Regions from separate parts of the Homo sapiens genome. Here region 2 is linked to region 1. Evidence: chromatin contacts called from ENCODE Hi-C or POLR2A ChIA-PET data. All regions are on one chromosome and are shown on one strand. The core of a region is the stretch at or near the end of the contact, and the rest is flanking DNA. Distances in the headings are between cores, read along the strand shown.

The links. A loop is a pair of places that touch in the nucleus more often than their neighbours do. ChIA-PET counts read pairs that join two places held with the same protein, here RNA polymerase II (POLR2A). Pooled maps may share reads with other maps.
Region 2: a loop to region 1 is called in a pooled map, with 2.6 times the contacts of the local background. The contact joins the promoter of ZNF296 here to the enhancer-like site in region 1. A Hi-C loop is called at or near these places in 2 of 50 pooled maps. POLR2A ChIA-PET finds 5 or more read pairs at or near these places in 2 of 52 experiments (activated CD8-positive, alpha-beta memory T cell and activated naive CD4-positive, alpha-beta T cell).

What each region holds. Positions count from the first base shown.
Region 1 is chr19:41,551,674-41,558,768 of GRCh38, reverse strand. It overlaps a transcript of CEACAM21 not described here. Among named protein-coding and RNA genes, the nearest start is that of LINC01480, 20 kb to the right of the region's middle. Within about 2 kb of position 5,563, at least 5 of the 41 ENCODE cell types and tissues checked have a DNase peak (open chromatin) inside an H3K27ac peak, as active enhancers do.
Region 2 is chr19:45,071,701-45,078,857 of GRCh38, reverse strand. It overlaps ZNF296 (zinc finger protein 296), which reads left to right and starts at 2,380. Exons shown (of 3, transcript NM_145288.3): 1 at 2,380-2,782; 2 at 2,996-3,145; 3 at 6,278-7,157. The coding sequence starts at 2,485. It also overlaps a transcript of GEMIN7 not described here. RefSeq lists silencers at 2,184-2,593, 2,684-2,923, 3,254-3,563.

The DNA of each region.
Region 1 (7,095 bases), core at 4,314-6,813:
CTCATTCAGCATTTGCACTTCATTTATGATCTGCCTTCTCATAGCTTCTGTTAATTTTTATACTAGAGACATTTATTTGTTTGTATAAATGTTGAAGGTTTTTTTTTGTTGTTGTTGTTTTTGAGTCAGAGCCTCGCTCTGTCACCCAGGCTGGAGTGCAGTGGCATGATCTCGGCTCACTGCAGCCTCCATCTCCTGGGTTAAAGTGATTCTCCTGCCTCAGCCTCCAGAGTAGCTGGGACTACAGGCATGTGCCACCAAGCAAGGCTAATATTTTGTATTTTTAGTAGAGATGGGGTTTCGTCCTGTTAGCCAGGGTGGTCTCGATCTCCTGACCTCATGATCTACCTGCCTCGGCCTCCCAAAGTGCTAGGATTACAGGTGTGAGCCACCGTGCCCAGCTGGGTTTTTTATATTATAAGGAGATGTAATAGATAGATAGATGTTTCAAAGATAGTCAAATGTTTTTAAAATTTAAAACACTTTTTTACAGGTTGACTTTCACCATTTAATTTCATCTATGTGTTTTGCCTTAGAGAAATTTTAAATGCTATGTAGATCTCATGACTTATAATTATGAAGCATTTTGTTTTCTGTTTTCCACGAAACTTAGCTTAACTTTGAGCATATAATAGTTGTAAAGGTAGGAGAGTAACACTGAAAAAAGGAATTGCATTAAAATGGCACATTTTCTGTAGAGTTGTTTATCGCCTGAAAATAGGCCCCATTTCATGGAAGTAAGATGATCAGGCTCAGGTCCCCAGACGAAACTCTTGGCATGGTTTTTGGAGATAGTCCAGGGCTCAGTACTGGCTCTATCATTTGCTACTTCTCCCAAAGTAACCAATATCTCATCCACCCTGAGCCCATTTCCATATCTCTAACATGAGGATAATAGCATCTACCTTACACACCAAGTAGAGGGATCAAATGTAGGAACTAAATCAAAGTACCAGCACTGAATAACCTACATCCTCCCACTTCCCAAAAGGAAGAGAGATGTATCCCCTGTTGACAAACGAGACCATTTTGCAGGAGAGAAAGGAAATGCCAGTTCACTTGCAATGTAAACATGCTCTCTCTTTTTAGGGATGTCCAGGGACCTGAGAGAGAACCCATGCTTACCAAAGAGTTTCTAGTTCCAGACACACAGGACTAGAAGGGTGACAAGTATGGTTTTCAGGGTCCCTGAATCCACCCAGTCCTCACAGAAACTCCTAAAAGCTGTCGATTGACAGCGTTGAGTTCACAGCTCTGGTCCTCACATGCTGATACTGCTTGTGATATCGAACCCGACAGGACCCCACATCACAATTGATTTACCAACTACAATATAATACCTCCTGAATCTCCAAATTGGCTCACCCAGGAACAAAGGCTTGGGGTAAAACTGGATTAGGAGATATAAGCTCTGAATTTTCTGAGGGTGAGACACACAAGGATTCTAAGTGACACGCCACAGAGTAACGGGTCTGTGACTGGAGGACCCACAGATTTGTCTTACTGGAGACACCACATGCACACAAACTCCATCCTTAGCTGTGGAAACAAGGGTCTTTTGCTATCTTAGCCGAATTCTGGGAGTAATTTTTGGAGGGGAGGAGATCTTTGGGATTGCCTCTTTCAGGCCCTTTACAAAAATACCTACTTCTTAAATGGTAAAGCTTACACTAAACTGAAAAAATTACATCCTTGGCTTTTTATGAAGTAGGTGTTGGATTGAATCACTACTGGAAGAAGTATGGCATCGCAAATTCTAAGCAGTGGTCAAAGGATGGATCTGTTAAATTAGAAAAATCTCTAAATTTATAAAAAGATTTTAGATTCCTTTATTCTAAACAATTGACCTATTTGTACTCATGGGACAATCAAATTTCAAAGGAGATATGTAACGATTTCATGGCTTGCATTAAAAATCCTTCTGATAAAATTAAAGATAAAAAATCTGACCCCCTGCCAAAAAAATCTTTTGAAGTTCATACTGCCTGCTTTCAATATTCTGTGGGATTCACAATGAAAGGTGCCTTATATTGTGGCCTAGCTTCAAGTTTATGCCTTCGCCACCATGGCCTGGGTTCAATTCCCAGTCAGGGCCCCAGCGCCTTTGGTTTAATGTTTGCGTGGCATTTGACTTTTTTACCTATTTAGTATTGGTGAGATTACCTTTGGTAAAAAAAAGTTTAAAGAGTGGAAATCGCAATTCTTTGTGTTGGCTAAAATCTGATTATAAGAGATCTGGAAGGTTTTATTTTTCTTTTTCAAAGAGCTCTATGGTCAGAAGTCGGCTTCATGAAAAGCTAATATTTAATTATATGTACATACAGTCTTTCTGGATTTTCTCTTTTGCCTCCTGTTTTGAAAAATATTTGGATTTGAGTGAAACTCCGTTTTAGAAATTAATTGCTTGGTACAATATACCCATGTAACTACCCTGCACATGTACCCCCTGAATCTATAATAAGAGTTGAAATTTTGACAAAATAAAATTAGATTTTGAATTAAAACAAATAGGTGCTTGGTTCCTCTGCTCACTTCTTTTTAAAAGGAATTCCTCTCCCATGTACTTCTTCTTTTCCCTTCTTTACCTTCCTTTTGGCATCTTTGGTATCACATGAAGGGATCTAGAGGGAATTTTAAGTGACTCTGAAATTCCTTGAGAAATACACAAAAAGATCCCACTCACCCCTTTTGGGGGTCTCCTGTTCTCCTTGTGGAGTCCAGAGTCAGGGACAGGCTCCTCCAGGTCTGCAGCTCTGCTCTCTTTTATTTCATCTTGGCTGATTGCTTTGGTTTTGTGAGTACCAGGCATTACTTTGTACTGTGAGAGACACGTCCTTTGTGAGTGCAACGGCTGCTGGGTCACTGGTGAGGGCTGCAGTTTGGAGATGGCTGAGAGCCGTTGCAATAAATGGTTGTGATTGCAGGGGGCTCCTTGTTTCTTTGCAAGTTTAGATGAGAAAGGTGCAGTTTGGACACAGTTTAAAGGCTGTGAAAACACCACCAATGAATATGATTTCCTTTGGGGATGGTCTGATTAAAAGTGGGCTGATTGTTGCTGTGCTACTAGCCTTGAAGACATGTTTCTACAGCATTGTGCAGTGTGGAAAAATTGTGTGGCTTGGTCTTGTGGCATGTCCCTTCTTTTAGAGACCTCAGATTCAATGTGAAATTCGGGATTTTTGATTTTCAAAGATCTAGATGCCCTGCCTTCCAGATGTGCCTACTCTTCACATATTTTAAAATTAGATCCTATAAACTGCAAATACTTTGTTGGCTTCTGTGAGATCAGAGGTCCAGTTAGAAAAGGAAGACAGTTTGTTAAAATTAAAAACTATTTATCTAATCTAACTAGATTGGCCTCCAAATATGACTTTCTGACATTCAGCTGGTTACTCTGAAAAGATTTCTAAATCTCTTGAGGCTCATCTATATGTTTCCTTGCAAAGAAAAAAAAAAAAAAAAAAAAGCAAGCCCAAGCACTAGTAAGAAAAAGATTTGCAATGTTTCATGAAAGGAGTAGATGAGTGAAGCATTTATTTGTAGATACTGGGTTGGATACCTGTGCAAAGAAGAAGAGGTCAATAATAAAAATTGCCAGGGGATTTCTTGGAACTTAACAAGCTGAATTAAATATAGAAATGTCAGGAAATCAAGGCAGGAAATACTCACTTGTGGTTAGGCAGACAGGGCAGGGTTCTGAGCTTGAGATGGAGCAAACAGTTGTGGTGGGTGAAGTTCACATGCTTTAGAGCTCAGCTGTCCTAGTAAAGAAGCCTAAGAGTCTCTAAAGCTCTTATGAGAAGATGGATTTTTTTTGCCTAGATTAAAAGGTTAAAGAATTGCTTTAAGTTGGATAAAATAAAGCTAAATGTTTAAGCAAGTTGTGAAAGGTTTATGAAAAAATTAATTAAAATATTTTTGTGTGTAAACATATTGACTAAAGTTGAAGGGGTATAATTCAGCATTTCTGTAAATTGAGCATTGAAATAAAAACACAATGGGTTTCTCTTAGAGCACTAACCTGCTCTTTAACAAAAATTGTAAAGGGTTATAGAAAGTCTATAAAAATGTTACCTTATGGTCAAACATTAAAATTGGGTAAATATGTCTATCAGGTTTTATTAAGAATTAGGTTTAACATTAATAGTACACTAATGTAAAGGTGAAATTTGGCTTATTTGGTACAAAAATCATACAGGAAGCATTGTGAAATATAAAATGATTTTTAGCTTTCTTTGGGCTATATTTCTATAAATATGTTATTGATGAGGGTTCCAAAGTTATGGGAGACTCCTATAATTCTGCTATATCTCAGTGTACATTATCAGTCATAATTATAATTGTCATGTTAAATTATTGTGGGCCACAGAGGTAACAGATTTCCTTGTCAATTGTGTCTTTGACTATGACTACCCTAAAACGTTCAGTCACCCATATACACATGTTACCTTGTTTTGGCCCTCTTTAGAAGGTAATTTTATAATCAGCTATAAAGCCCTAACAGGTGCTCTTAAATGCAAATTTTGATAACTTTGGAGATTGTGACATCAGAAGAGAGGAAAAATGTTCGGGACACTTGGAGAGCTAAAATGTTCATTGATATCAAGCAGGACAGGAATTAACTGCATGAAGTGAACTAATAGGAGGCTGAAGTGATCTTTTTGACTTTTTGCTTAAAACGTTGCTGATCCTTTGTTTTGCTTTTCAGAGTCAAGGCAAATTTTCTTTTGAGCTATTGACAGCTTTTAACGATTAATCAAAATATACTCCTATGAACACCATTTGGAGCATTATTTGTTTCTCTCTACCCGATTTCCCCAGAATTTGGAAACTATTTGTGGGTATTCTTAATTTATGGCAATATAGTTATTTGCATAAGTGCAATAAGAATGTGTTTTCTTTGGTAACAGGACACAATTTGAAAAACTGGTTATTTTACCAAGGTTTTGACCAGAATGCTGTGCTTTCCTTTAAGGAATCAAACTTGACTTGTGGAGCTAATAAAGCCTTTGGAAAACTGACCTTATATCCTGTGAACACAGTCCCTGTACAGGGTTACTGATCTGTGGGAAGAAAAGAATGTCACATTCTGACAGGTCAGGAATCCCAAGTTATCTTGAAACTTCAAGAGGACAGGAATTCACCCAACCATATGTATTTGATGGTAGAAATCCATGGCAGGGGCTCAGCTTTAAAAAGTCTTATCTCAGATTCCTTCTATAAAACAAAGTCCCATTAAAACCAATTTTAAAAGCCTATGTGAAAAATAATTATTCTTGCTGCACCTCGTACAAATAAAGTGGCAAAGCATAATAAAGCAAATTGGTCCTGTCGTAATTTGTCTTTAGTAAAAACGGGAAACTGGGGTCGGGTGCAGTGGCTCACTCCTGTAATCCCAGCACTTTGGGAGGCTGAGGTGGGCAGATCATCTGAGGTCAGGAGTTCAAGACCAGCCTGGCCAACACGGTGAAACCCCATCTCTACAAAAATACAAAAATGAGCCGGGCATGATGGCGGGTGCCTGTAATCCCAGCTACTCAAGGGGCTGAGGCAGGGAAGCGGAGGTTACAGTGAGTCAAGATCGTGCCACTTCACGACAGCCTGGGTGACAGAGCAAGACTCCATCTCAACAACAACAACAAAAAAGGGTAACTGGAGAGAGGGAAGTTATGTTTCAAAAACTTTTGGAAACTATAGTACACCTGTTTTTAAATTCTAGTCTGGCATTCAGTTTTTATTATTTTCTACAGTTTGGGTTAAATTCGTATTTCTCTGGCTACAAGTCTCCTAAATAATCTTTTCATTTGTTTCCTTTTTCTTTCCCTTTTTCCCCATTTTTCTTAATTGGAAATCACTGAAACCTAAGCTGTGCTTTCTTAAAGCCCTGTGAACTGAAGACTAGACAACCGAAACTTCTGAAGGAAGTAGCAGCAACCTATTTATATGTGTTGCTGTTGCCTACTATTATGTTTTAGCAGGTGCTGCCTCTACACCCCCGAAACAGAGAGTGCTACTGGGAACAAATCGACTTTTTCCACTCCAGTGCTGCATTCGGTGCCCCATAACGATGACCCCCTCTCAGCAGGAAGTAGCCAGAAAGATTACAATGCTCCATCTCCCTATGATTCTTGTGATAAATAAATATACAAGCATGATAGAAATCATGCGCAAATTGACAGTGGGGATTGTGGCAGGCCAGATTTCACTAATGGAGGTCCCCATCACAACTACTTCAGTACTGACTGAGTGGTTAAGTTCAGTATCAAAAGCTGAAAGTGCCAGCGCCTTTCTACAAAGGCTAGAATGTAACAAAAGCCCACCAAGGGTTTTACCTAGGCCTTTCCTGGGCCTTACAGCATGACAAAACAAAGAAGGAATTCTTAACCAGACCTGTTTAGGATTAAACAAATTTAATTGGGGGTCTGAAGAAACTCGCCAGGCCTCCACAAACAAGTTCATTGGGGGTCTAAAGGAACCCCCCCCAAACCTCTGTGATTGAGCAGGAGACAAGGTCAGGGTAATAGCCCCAGCACCTGGACTCATTTAGATTTAAGTAAATGTACTGAGGCTCCAGAGAAAGGTCTCCAAGACTTAGACTAGAGTTACAGATTAAAAGAAGTTAATCACTTATATCTTTAGATAAATGCACACTGACACGTAGACATACATCTTAGAAAATATATAAGCTCTGGAAAACCTTGTAATTTACAGTTGGTCTGGAGATATTTTCTGGGCCTTCTCTCTGTAACCGGTTCCAGAAATAAAAAACTCTCTTCCTCCCCAGTTTATCTGCATCTCGTTATTGGGCCGTGAGAAATAGCAGCCAGACCCTGAGTTTGGTCTGGGAACACACTGGCTGGGCTTCCTGCCTGGCGGTAGAGCTTCACTGTCCTCCTTCCCAGCCAAAATGTGGCCCTTGAAGGCTTCCTCCCCAACTGACCGGTTTTGGGTTCTAGGTACTCAGGGAACACCGTCTTCAAGGAGGCCATTTTCATACTGTTCCTGGTTTGATTTTTCTGAAATTAGGAAATGCCCCTTGAGGCATCCAGGATTGTCTTTATTTCCCCTGAAGCTTCCCCTCCTGAAGAAAAAAGT
Region 2 (7,157 bases), core at 1,131-3,630, 3.5 Mb before region 1:
TAAGAAAGTAGCTGGGCTGGATCAGAGGCGGTCATTTTGTCCTCCAGCTCTCCCTGCAGTCCCATTTTACAAAGGGGGAAACTGAGGCCTTGAATGGGGAATATGAACCTCCCTATTCCAGGCCCAGTCAGAATTCACTTTCTCCTTGCGGGGTCCTCTTTACGCAGGGATCCTGTGGGCCTTTGCTTTCCACTAGATCACCAAGGCCTAGTGCCAGGTACACAATTTGGTGCTCTGCAAATATCTGTTGAAAGAATATCATCAGACACATAGTAGGTGCGCAATAAATATTTGTTGACTTAACTATGAACGAGTAGGGGTTGTATTTATGAACAAGACAGACTCCCATCCTGCCTCCTAGAACCTACGTTCTAGTGGGGGTAGAAGGGACAGAATAGGGTAAAATGAGCAAATATGTAAACAAGATCCTTCAGGGTTTGATCAAAGTGATGTATAAAGAATAAAATAGGCCGGGCACGGTGGCTCACGCCTGTAATTCCAGCACTTTGGGAGGCTGAGGCGGGTGGATCACCTGAGGTCAGGAGTTCGAGACCAGCCTGGCCAACATGGTGAAACCCTGTCTCTACTAAAAATAGAAAAATTAGCCGGGCATCTGTAATCCCAGCTACTCCGGAGGCTCAGGCAGGAGAATCACTTGAACCCGGGAGGCGGAGGTTGCAGTGAGCTGAGGTCGTGCCACTGCACTCCAGCCTGGGCAACAAGAGTGAAACTCCATCTCAAAAAAAAAAAAAAAAAAAAAGAGTAAAATAAGGGCAATGGGATAGTGGGTGGCTGGGTTGCCATGGAACTTAAAATTGGGTGGTCTGAGGCTGAGTGCAGTGTCTCACACCTGTAATCTCAGCACTTTGGGATGCTGAAGCAGGAGGAGCGCTTCAAGCCAAGAGTTTCAGACCAACCAGGGCAACAAAGCGAGTCCCTGTCTCTATTTAAAAATAATTTTTTTTGAAAAATTAAAAATTACAAAAAAAAAAAGGGTGATCAGAGGAGGCGGCAGTGAAGAAGAAACCACCTCAGATAACCCTCTAGTTCCAACCTGCCCTACCTCCTTTGACAGATGGAGAAAGTGAGATCCAAGAGGGAACTGGGGACAGATGGAGGTCATGGAGTGTAATTTGCAAGGCCTTCAGCAGGGTGGGGCTACTTTAGATACTGTTGGTCAGGGCCCTCTGCTCTCAGGAGGACAATGGAACCCAGACCTGAATAACAATGTGCAGAACTCCAAGAGATCAGCATCTGAAATCAGCATCTGGGCTGAGGACAGCTGGGGGAGGACAGGTTCTTGCCCTGACCTCAGGGGGCTTGCATTGGGTGGGGGAGAGGACAGTCCACAAGCCGTTCTATACTGTCGTGCAGTCGGTGCCAGGAAGAAAAGAATACTCATCAGGGATTGAGGGTGGGGCAGGGTGTCGATGCCACTTCAAACAGTGAGCAGACAGAACTGCTTAGGGGAGGGAAGTTCAAGGAGGCGGAGTGGAGGCAGGTGAGCTGCTTGGCTATTTGGTTTTAATGGCGACTTCTGGTCTAGGAACAGAGTCGATGTGTATGATTACAGTCCTCCTCTGCTCAAAACCCTCCTAAGGCTCCGGTCTCAGGAAAACCAAAAGACCTTAAAGCGATCAAAAGATTGCTTGGATCTGCCCCCATATTTTCACTGAACTCAATCCCCAACCCGTATTGCCTCTCCCTTTCCTTGTAATTCCTCAATGCCCAGGCCCACTGGCTGGGCTTCCTTCCCTCCAGCCTCAGCTCCACCATGCCCTTTCCCATCATAGGGGAGAAAATTGAATCCCTCAACCCCAGTAACCCTCTCCGCCTTTCCAGCTTTCTTTTGCTCCATGGCACTGGTCATCATGAAGGGCCATCTATATTTTACGTAATTATGTTTATAGTGTCTTCCCCCACCGTCTGAACTCCGTGCAAACAAAGATTATCTTCTGTTTATTCCCTCCTGTATTCTCAGGGCTTCAAACAGAGCCTGGCGCACAGGAGGCACTCAGTGAATGCTTGCAAAATGAATTTTTATTGTAATGCATTTAATGAAATAGCCCAGATTACTATCAGGCACCTAATAAGAAACGTGACCGACTATTTTTCTCGCTTGGGGGTGCGTGTGGGCATGCCGTGTCTCAGTTTCACCCGCCCTAAAACGGGATCAGGGATAGCTGTTTCAATGCCTTGTGGGAACTCGGTGTGATTAAATTTGGTCACTAAGCCAAACGCACGGGACACTGCCTAGATTGAGTTAGGCCGCCGTCAGGGCCCCAGCAGGGCGGCTCGGTCCCCTCCCATGAGCCCCGCCCTGGTAGGCGGAGCCACGGGCCCGGCCAGCACGTGTAAGAGTTCGCGGCGGGTCGCCGCAGTCACTCACCTGAGCGCGCACGGTCCGCGCGTCCTCCGCTCGTGCGTCCTCCGCCCGCCCGCCTGCCTGCCTGCCCGCCCGCTCGCTCGCCCGGCCCGCGACTCATGTCCCGCCGCAAGGCCGGCAGCGCGCCCCGCCGAGTAGAGCCCGCGCCCGCCGCCAACCCAGACGACGAGATGGAAATGCAGGACCTCGTCATCGAACTCAAGCCCGAGCCAGACGCGCAGCCCCAACAGGCCCCAAGGCTGGGGCCCTTCTCCCCGAAGGAGGTGTCCTCGGCGGGGCGGTTCGGCGGCGAACCCCACCACTCCCCTGGCCCCATGCCCGCCGGGGCCGCCCTCCTCGCCCTCGGCCCGCGGAACCCGTGGACCCTGTGGACGCCGTTGACCCCGAACTATCCCGGTGAGCACCCCGGGCCCTGGGCCCAGCCTCCCTTACCTTTGACCCTCGGGTGGGACCCTTCCCTTTGGGCATGGGCCCCTCGCCCTGCCTTATCTCCTTCGCCCCGTCCTGCCCCTCAGGCCCCCTTCTGACCTTCGGTTTCCCCTCTCCTTCAGCACCCTCAGCCCCCATCCTGGCCCCACCCCACGCTCACCACCCGCTTCCTCCCTGCAGACCGCCAGCCCTGGACCGACAAACACCCAGATCTGTTGACCTGCGGCCGCTGCCTGCAGACCTTCCCGTTGGAGGCCATCACTGCCTTCATGGACCACAAGAAGCTGGGCTGTCAGCTCTTCAGAGGCCCCAGCCGCGGCCAGGGCTCAGGTGAGTAAAGCCGGGTGCAGTCCCCCTCTCAAGTTCGAGGGCTGGGCTTCCTGCTGGAAAGGGGCTGGGCTGGACGGCAGGGCACTGAGCACTACTTCCCCTTTCTCGCTCCCCATCGGGTGCAGCCTAGGCGTGGCCAGGGCCTGCCCGTCCTAGGGCAGGGACCAGTGGTGGCGGTGGAGGGGGGGCGGGGGGGGACTGGGCAGGGAAGGAGGGCCGCCTACAGGGTGTGGCCAGCCCCAGAAGACTAGCCCGGGATTTTGCCCCCCCCAACACACACCCCAACCTGGTTTCACTTCTCCTTCCCCTTGGCCAGAAATAACTGGCCAGGTGGCTGGACCAGGGTGGCAGTAGGAGGGGACCTCTAGGGAGGGCAGCGGCCGGGGGGAGGGGGAGTGGAGGCCAGCTGGAATGGGGAGGTTGCCACCCCCTCCTGTCTCTCTCTGTCAATTCTGATTGAGGTGCTAGTACAGCTGAGTGTTCAGAGCCAAGGAAGGGGCTTCTGGCTTCCCTCGGTGATGGAATCTCCCAGCCCCGCGTGCTGGGAATCCCCTGGTTTGAGCGAGCTCCCGGGTGCTGGACACCCGGGTTCCTTCTCTTGGGAGGGAATTAAAAGCCTTCACATGGGGCTTGACCCTCGGTGAGCTTTTGGTCAGTGTTGGCTGCAGGGCTTAATCCAAACCTAGTTTCCAGCCCCCTGGCCCTTGCCCTTCTGAGACTTTTGAGAAGTGGAATTATTTAGGGTTGGGCCAGGGAGGGTCTGGTGGTGGGAAAGAGGAGGGGCTTGTGACTGATTGAATCAGCTTTAGAGCTGGAGCATGGAGAGTGGCCTGGAGGAGCGAGCGAGGGGCTGTGATGGAATCGCTGGAACAAAACACTACAGGGCTTGGAGAATCATGGGCACCTTGGTTTCACAGGCTCTGCTGTTTGAGCGCTTATGTGGACCAAAGCTCTCAACCATTCCCCAAGCGAGGTCACAACCACCCTTGAAAGGGAGGGGATCTCTAGGGTCCCTGAATTCTAGCAACTGAGGCACACAGAGGACTATGTCTTGCCCAAGGTCACACAATTAGGGAGCAGAGAAGTCTGAATTTGAATGCAGGCCTGTGCTCTTGACCCAGGACTGGTTGTATCACAAAGGTTGTCCCATCCAAGACTCTAGAATTTGAAAAATGGAAAGGCTAGTTCACCTAGGAAGTGTCCACTGAGAGTACCCCGAAGGTCCAGATAGAAATCCAAATTCAGGTTTGGGGGCTCAATTTGAGATCCATGCAGAGGGTGGGGGACCCAGGTCACTACCACCTCTTTACTAGGTGGCCGCTAAGCTTTCTCTGTAGCTACCCCATTATTTTGAGGTGGAGTCTTACTCTGTCACCCAGGCTGGAGTGCTGTGGTGCAATCTCAGCTCACTGCAACCTCCGCCTCCCAGGTTCAAGTGATTCTCCTGCCTCAGCCCTCCAAGTAGCTGGGACTACAGGCGTGCACCACCATGGCCAGCTAATTTTTGTATTTTTGGTAGAGACAGGGTTTCACCATGTTGACCAGGCTGGTGTCTCAAACTCCTGACCTCAGGTGGTCCACCTGCCTTGGCCTCCTGAAGTGCTGGGATTACAGGCATGAGCCACCATGCCCAGATATCTCAATTACTTTAAAAATTATTTTTATTAAACCAAAAAAAATTTTTTTTTTTGAAACAGAGTCTCGCTTTTGTCACCCAGGCTGGAGTGCAGTGGTGGGATCTCGGCTCACTGCAACCTCCGCCTCCTGGGTTCAAGCGATTCTCCTGCCTTAACCTCCCAAGTGGCCGGGATTACAGGCGCGCACCACCACACCCGGCTATTTTTTATTTTTACTAGAGACAGGGTTTCATCATGTTGGCCAGGCTGGTCTCAAATCCCTGACCTCAAGAGATCAACCCGCCTCAGCCTCCCAAAGTGCTGGGATGACAGGTGTGAGCCACCGTGCCCGGCCTAAACCAAAAATCTTATTCAAAAGCCTCTGCTCCCAGCCAGGTATGGTGGCTCACGCCTATAATCCCAGCACTTTGAGGGGCTGAGGCGGAAGGATTACTTGAGGCCATTAAGTTAAAGAATAGCCTGGGCGGCCGGGTGCGGTGGCTCAAACCTGTAATCCCAGCACTTTGGGAGGCTGAGGCGGGCAGATCATGAGGTCAGGAGATCGCGACCATCCTGGCTAACACGGTGAAACCCTGTGGCGTGGTGGCTGAGGCAGGAGAATGGCGTGAACCCCGGAGGCAGAGCTTGCAGTGAGCCGAGATCGCGCCACTGCACTGCAGCCTGGGCGACAGAGCAAGGCTCCGTCTCAAAAAAAAAAAAAAATAGCCTGGGCAACATAGCAGGACCCCATCTCTTTAAAAAATACTAAATTAAAAATTTAAAGCAAAAAAAAAAAAGCAAGCAAGCCTCTGTTCTGCCCTCTCCCCCTCCCCCAGTAGTCTGGATTGAAATCCCAGCTTCACCCCTTCCAAGCTGTGCAACCCTGGGGAAATGCCTCTCTGTGCCTCAGTTCTCCTGTCTGGAAAATGGAGATCTTATTTTCCTGTCCTGAGGGAAAGCCGGGCTATGAGCCATGGCTCAGCACCTAGCATGTAGGAAGCGCTTACTGAGTTAACATAACTTTTTAAAAGATTTTCAAACACATGGCCCAGCACAGTGGCTCATGCCTATAATCCCAGCACTTTGGGAGGCCGAGGTGGGTGGATCACTTGAGGCCAAGAGTTCGAGACCAGCCTGGCCAACACGGTGAAACCCCCATCTCTACTAATTAGCCAGGCATGGTGGCGGGCGCCTGTAATCCCAGCTACTCTAGAGGCTGAGGCATGAGAATAGCTTGAATCCAGGAGGTGGAGGTTGCAGTGAGCTGAGATCGTGCCACTGCACCCCAGCCTGGGCGACAGTGAGACTGTCTAAAAAAAAATGTTTTCAGGTACTTAGCACCCACTCCACAGATTTTTCGTGTCCACCCCTCCTCTGAGCGTCAGCTTCCTGGTCCTTCCAGGGTGTGTGTGTCTTGTTACTGCCAAGTCCTTTGCCCCTGCAGGAGTGCCTATCCCACAGAAGGTGTCCAGCTGGCAGCTGTCCGCACTAACACTCTGCCTCTTTTTCTTACCAGAACGAGAGGAGCTGAAGGCCTTGAGCTGCCTGCGCTGTGGCAAACAGTTCACAGTGGCCTGGAAGCTGCTGCGTCACGCCCAGTGGGACCACGGACTGTCCATCTACCAGACAGAATCAGAGGCCCCGGAGGCCCCGCTCCTGGGCCTGGCCGAGGTGGCTGCAGCCGTGTCGGCAGTGGTGGGGCCAGCAGCTGAGGCCAAGAGCCCCCGTGCAAGTGGCAGCGGCCTCACCCGGCGGAGCCCCACCTGTCCTGTGTGCAAGAAGACCCTCAGCTCCTTCAGCAACCTCAAAGTGCACATGCGCTCACACACAGGCGAGCGGCCCTATGCTTGCGACCAGTGTCCCTACGCCTGCGCCCAGAGCAGCAAGCTCAACCGCCACAAGAAGACCCACCGGCAGGTGCCGCCCCAGAGCCCCCTCATGGCCGACACCAGCCAGGAGCAGGCCTCTGCAGCCCCTCCGGAGCCGGCTGTCCATGCTGCTGCCCCCACCAGCACCCTTCCATGCAGCGGTGGTGAGGGGGCTGGAGCCGCCGCCACAGCAGGTGTCCAGGAACCCGGGGCTCCTGGCAGTGGGGCTCAAGCCGGCCCTGGTGGAGACACTTGGGGAGCCATCACCACGGAACAAAGAACTGACCCTGCAAACAGCCAGAAGGCATCACCCAAAAAGATGCCCAAGTCAGGGGGCAAGAGCCGCGGGCCCGGGGGCAGCTGTGAGTTCTGCGGGAAGCATTTTACCAACAGCAGCAACCTGACGGTGCACCGGCGCTCACACACCGGGGAGCGCCCCTACACCTGTGAGTTCTGCAACTACGCCTGCGCCCAGAGCAGTAAGCTCAACCGCCACCGCCGCATGCACGGCATGACGCCTGGCAGCAC